2 separate regions of the Homo sapiens genome follow, and region 1 is linked to region 2. Evidence: chromatin loops called from intact Hi-C (ENCODE). Cell type or tissue: gastrocnemius medialis. All regions are shown on one strand. Each heading gives the region's core, and the rest is flanking DNA. Links, peaks and the distances in the headings are about the cores only. Region 1 overlaps LIPC (lipase C, hepatic type). Region 2 has its middle 120 kb from the start of AQP9.

Region 1 (2,912 bases), core at 348-2,847, 290 kb before region 2:
GCCCTTTCTACAATCTTCCATTCAATCCAGAGAGCTGCTGGGCCCACTTTCTGCCCTGTGGTTAAAAATCTGGCTGGGAAACACTGGAAGCTGAATCTTGTCTTGGGAGTGCCTCAGGGTGAATATCATGTCCTATCAGATCAGCTGATTCAAATCTTAGAAGAAATGAAATGCAGTCTAGAATCCAGTTTTTTCATGGGGGCCGTGAACAGAGATGAAAGAACTGGGTTCTAGGATGTGTTTGGAGATGCCTGACGTCCCTGTACAGTGAGATCCGGGTGGCCCAGGTAAACTGCGTGTGGCCTTGCAGATCTAACATTCTAGGGGAGCATGAAAATGGACAGAGAGGCCAACCCAAGGATCGTTTCAGAAATGGTCGAGGTTTCTCCTCCTAGCCCTTGGCGGCAAGGTGGCCACACTCTTGGGACAGGAGAAAGGCTGTGTCAACGTTGCTGTCTGGAGCCTGCACAGTTTCAGAAACACCGCAACAGCAGAGCTGAAGCACCTCCAGGAAAGAAGCCAAGGGGACTTCTGAGCCCTTTGGACAGGGGACTGCATCCTGCCCTTCTGAAGGCTCCCCAGCTCCACACTCACCTTTGAAGGGGGACTGGGCTCGCGTTACGAGGAAGAGCCTCTTGCTCTTGCTCCGCGGCTCCTGGCGGACGTGGTAGCCCAGCGTGTTGCAGCGGCCCTTCTTGCAGCTCAGGCACAGGCCCTGGCTGAAGCTGTTCATGTCACCACACGGGTAGGCCATGCTCTGCGTGCCGGCGTGCAGCAAGGAGTCGATGAAAAGGTGCACCGATCGCTCGTGGGAGCATTTTATGGTCTGGGTGATGGCTGGAACACAGGGCAAGAAGGACGTTATCACCCCTTAACCCAAAGCAGCCTCAACTCAGAGGATCACCTTGGTTCTCATCCCACAGGAGGTTAGCAGTAGCACACAGAACAGGCAAGGGTGGGCTTGTCAAGGCAGACCCCTTGACAAGAGCAGGATGTGACAACTGACTGAAACTAAGGGAAGTAGACCCTCTGAGTCATGTAGTGTCAGGCAAAATCCCGGGCACTGCCGGGATCCTGAGAGCACTCCTTTATGACAGCGTGTTACAGTAGGCATTTTAATAGGCACCCAAGTCACTAAGGAAAGATCAAATTCATTAAGAGAGCAGGTTAGTGTAATTTATTATAGAAATATTTCTATCTCAAATGAGATAATTTAAAATGCCCAGGTGCTGATGCCTGGAGGGTGGGTTTTCTGGAACAGGCTTGCGTGGGACTCCTCTTCTCTTAATATAACTAGATACACGAGACAATCCCGTGGCACTCTGATGGTCTGGAGAACGCTGAGGCCTCTCGACAATGTCTACCTTGTGTCCCAAAGCAGCCATTGCATCCCTTAGGTAACAGGCCTGTGAAACCAGCACAAGAATTGGATTTGGAAGGACATTGCCCAGTAACCAGATCTGGACAGGCCTCACCCCCAAAACAAGCTTATGAGGTTGATCTACTAAGGATTTGACCTTTTTTTTTTTTTTTTAACTCTCCAAATTTTAACCTAATCTGTGGTAAATAATTCTCAAGGGATGTTGAGGAACCACCACAAGATATGTGAAACACTTGCTGTAAAGGGACAGCACAGGTGACTTTGCCAAAAGCTATTTCCCCAGTTGTCTGGAGGCTAAATGCCAAGATTAGTCACTGCAGTCCTTGGACGCTAGCGGCTGCATTCCTTGGGCACCTACTAGGAGGCTGTGTATGCTGCGTGCCCTCCGCTCCTCCACTGCCTGCATCTTCACTGCAGCTCCTTGAGGCCGCTGTTTTCGACGAGAAAACTGAGCTTCCAAGACATCCACTAACTCACCCAAGCTCATCCACCCAGGAGGTAGTGAAGGTGAATCTGCAGTTATCCAGTGAGCCCCTGTGCAGCTGTGGCTGGGAGAACTACCCCAGGAACCCTTTCAAACACAGGGGTGAAGACGACTGAGAAAAACCAGCCCAAGCTTGGGCAAGCTGAATACCTACATTTGGTTCCGTCACTTTGAAGTTTAGCACAAAAGAGCAAATGGTAATGATTGGTCAGAAATGTGTTTACCAGGAAAATAAAGCCCATACACCATCCTGATGGTCTGTACTGAGCTTTGTTGGGTGGGGTGAAGTTTGGGATGAGGGCTGGATGGTCAGCTGGGAACTGCTGGTGGCTGGAGGGGAGGTGTTGGAGTGGGGGAGGTGGGAGGGATGTAAGCAATGATAAGGGCAAGTTCCCAGAAGGCTCTCTCAGGCCTGGGCGGTGGAAGGCTGGGAGTCCAGCCAAAATGAGATGATGCGGAGTGTGAAGGTCACTCTGATATTGGAGAGGCGAGGATGGTGTCATCACAAGAGAGTGTGTTCTCAGCTGAGTGTTGGATGATCAGGGTGAGGTGGCTTGTAGGGGTGGAGGGCTCTACTTGGCTTGGAGTGATTGGCATGTCTTAATCAGGGTGATATTTTATAATAGCAAGAAATTTGGAATGCCCGTGGAATGTGCTGCTTCTGCTGACATTTTTGTTCTTTAATCCTGTGCATATTATCAATGTGCATGTTAATATTTCGGTTTTAGGACTTGAGAGAGAAGTGGGATCACAACCCAGATAACAGCACATTCCGTGTCTGCCCTGAGGTAAAGGGCATAACAAGGACATATTTGAAGCTGAATTTCCCATTGGGACAGTCTGAGTAATTTCCTCAATTAAACTGATGGGGTGGGATGAAGAGTGAGACCTTCATCGAGAAGCCACAACCTATTAAGTGGATCCTCATGTGGTTCAGAATAGAGGCGGTCCCTGGAACGAGGAAACTTCCAGAGAAGGAAGAATAACCACAGGCATCCGGACTCAACTCTCAGAAGAGCTGGTACCCCGGGAGAGGGTTTGCCTGGG
Region 2 (2,912 bases), core at 181-2,680:
CCATCTTTTCCTGATTTCATTAGACAAAGTCAAGTTCCATATATAATTGGAATTTTGTCCCCATCAGAGAAAAAGAGTCACCATAATTCCTGAATGAATCCCGAGTGGGAAAGAAATGCAGAAGAGGTTCTTAATAAGTTAAGCTTAAGCCTTAAGGCCCAGGAGATATCTCAGGAGGCTTAGCGCCTCTCCTGGCTTGGAGCAAACCACCCTGGAGGTGAGGTAGGTGGGATCTTAGGGGACCTTGAACCCCACAAGAAGCATGACACGTGTTCAGGGAGCATGAATTTTACTCAGCTAAATATTTTAAAACTTGGTGGTTTTTTTTACGACCATGAATATAAGATGCAACAGAATGTGAAATTCACATGAACTTTTTAAGATGAAGAATAAAATTACAAAGAGATTTCAGATTATAGGTTGCCATTTTGGACTATTCTCCTAGGCTTTCAGAGGTTCTTATTCATTTGCTTCTGCAGTTAGGCAGTCAAGGAGAAAATTAAGAAAAGCAGTAGTTAGAGTCATTATTTTTCTCCTTTTAGGAGAGTCCAGTTAACTTGGTAAGCTGGGCTCTGAATCCTCCAGGCTCTGAACAGATGACATTCATCCAATAGACAGTCTTGATAACCAATCCTAAAATATCAGAACCATCTGGTCAGTCAAGAGATGGTTATTAAGCACCAGTGAGGTGCTAGCACTGGGGTTAAAATGATGAAGAAGACAGACCATCCTGCTCTGATGGGCCGTTCTGGTCAGGGGAGACAGGCAAAACCAAATAAATAATGTGGTAGTCGTTAGAACTGCGCACCAAACCTTTGGGCTTTCTGGGTTGAGTTAACTCATGCCATCTTTGCTGGCATGAGTTAGGAGGACACATCACTGAGGCCCTCCGGGATGGACCCTTGACCAGTTCTGGCCAATGAGTGGTGAGTGGAAGTGTGGTGCCCTTCTGGGCTGAGCAGTTTGTGCAATGCTCTCTAAAGCTTTCTTTTCCCTCTGGCACCACGACCAGGGCAGTGCTCCATACAGTCGCTGCCCATCAGCCTGGTCCCTGAGCCGAGCCTCCTAGCCAGCCCACAAAGCACGTGTGGTGTGAAAAAGCTAGAAACTTTTACTGTTTAAGCTCCTGAGATTTGAGGGTTGTTTATGATTGCACTTTAATGTACACCACCTTGCCTGATATAAACCAACAAATAAAAATAAGTTCTGATAACTGCTATGAATAAAATGAACAGGTTGCTAATAGCACATGACAGAGGGTGGCCTACAGGGTCAGGAAATGCTTCTGTGAAGACATGAAATGTAAGTTGGGACCTAATCCATCCAGGTCATGGGCATTTCCATCATTGTTGTGCTCTATTACTGAGAGGAGTGAAGTAGCCCTTGAGTCATAGAACCAGGACAGGCAGGAAATAGGAGACATAAACTTGCTCAAGGGTACGCAGCTAATTGCTGGCAAAGCTGGTGCTCTAACAGCAGCATCTGGGCTTGGGTCCAGGCCCTTGTCTCTTGGGCTGCCCCAAAGGCAAGTGAGGTGTCTAGGGTGCAACACTGAAAGAGACACGCTGTCTGTGCCTACCCTGCTTTTGCATGACCTGAGAGTTGGTGCCTCACTATATGTTGCACCCTGGAGACTCATTCTTAAACAGGCACTCATCCTCAGGGTCACACAAGGGTGAGGAGGATACTGAAAGGGTGCCTCCTTAAATATTGTACCCTAAGCATCCTGCTGGCATCACCCCAGTCCCAGCTCTGTCCACACCATTGTTGTTAGTGACAATAACAAACAGGCACACAACATTCAGGTGACTGTGGCTGTGTCCTTGGCATTCTGGGTGTGTCTGCTGATCTGATCTGAAAATAGCACTACCCTTATTGAGATCCTGTGACAGACACAGCACAGCACTTCAAGACAGCAAAGTGCAGTTTTTGATCTGCCAAAAATTGGCTTTCCAAAGCCATTGGTGGGCAACCAAGTAAGGAGACGAGGGAGTGAGTTTCAGGAGTTTTAGGAAGATGGGGACTGGCCTGTGCCCATCTTTCCCCTTGGCAGGGTAAAAGCCATTCATCTACTCTGAAAAGGGTGCTTTCAGTTGCAGGGAAGGAATTTAATGAAATGCATTCCCAAAAGGTGTCGATGACTAACAGCACCCTCTTTCCTGGAAGCCGGTTTGGTAAACAATAGGAGAGGCCAGCAGATGGTCTTTATGGAGCAGCTCCTGTATGCGGACACTGGGCTGGTGCTTCATAAACGTTGAATCTCATTTATGTCCTCTGGCACGATGAGGTTGGTGGTTAGTTTTATTATCACCACTGTATTAGTCCATTTTCATGCTGCTGATAAAGACATACCTGAGACTAGGAAGAAAAAGAGGTTTAACTGGACTTACAGTTCCACGTAGCTGGGGAGGCCTCAGAATCATGGTGGGAGGCGAAAGGTGCCTCTCTCACGGTGGTGGCAAGAGAAAAATGAAGAGGAAGCAAAAGCGGAAATCCCTGATAAACGCATCAGATCTCGTGAGACTTACTCACTATTACGAGAATAGCATGGGAAAGACCGGCCCCCGTAATTCAATTACCTCCCCCTAGGTCCCTCTCACAACATGTGGGAATTCTGGGAGATACAATTCAAGTTAAGATTTGAATGGGGACACAGCCAAAACATACTACCCACTTTACAGAGGAAGAACCTATCTCTCTGGGTCTAAATAACTCACCATTTAAACAATTGTGTCTAACTCTTACCCACTTGAGGACAGTGGGCACAGAAAGGGTGAAAACACCTGACTGGTGGCCAGAAGTGCTAACCTGGAGGAGAGGAAAGAGAGCAGAAGAGAAACAAAGCCGCTTACATTACAAGGTTGTCAACCCAGGGTGACTTTACCCTGACTGGGGTAAAATTTACCAACTCT

The links. Peaks named below come from ENCODE experiments on the same cell type or tissue, not always from the same donor. Only the 100,000 strongest peaks of a DNase experiment are listed, where the experiment ranks them.
Region 1: it touches region 2 in a loop (3-fold over the local background); 5 of 110 quality-filtered maps call a loop at or near these places.

What each region holds. Positions count from the first base shown.
Region 1 is chr15:58,546,255-58,549,166 of GRCh38, reverse strand. It overlaps LIPC (lipase C, hepatic type), which reads right to left. Exons shown (of 9, transcript NM_000236.3): 6 at 595-837. Among named protein-coding and RNA genes, the nearest start is that of LIPC-AS1, 49 kb to the right of the region's middle. RefSeq lists an enhancer at 19-657. In gastrocnemius medialis, for the core only: no CTCF peak of the experiment used is centred there; DNase peaks (open chromatin) are centred at 1,706 and 2,346; H3K27ac peaks cover 895 bases.
Region 2 is chr15:58,259,677-58,262,588 of GRCh38, reverse strand. No RefSeq gene overlaps it. Among named protein-coding and RNA genes, the nearest start is that of AQP9, 120 kb to the right of the region's middle. In gastrocnemius medialis, for the core only: no CTCF peak of the experiment used is centred there; DNase peaks (open chromatin) are centred at 1,006, 1,488, 1,828 and 2,168; H3K27ac peaks cover 2,500 bases.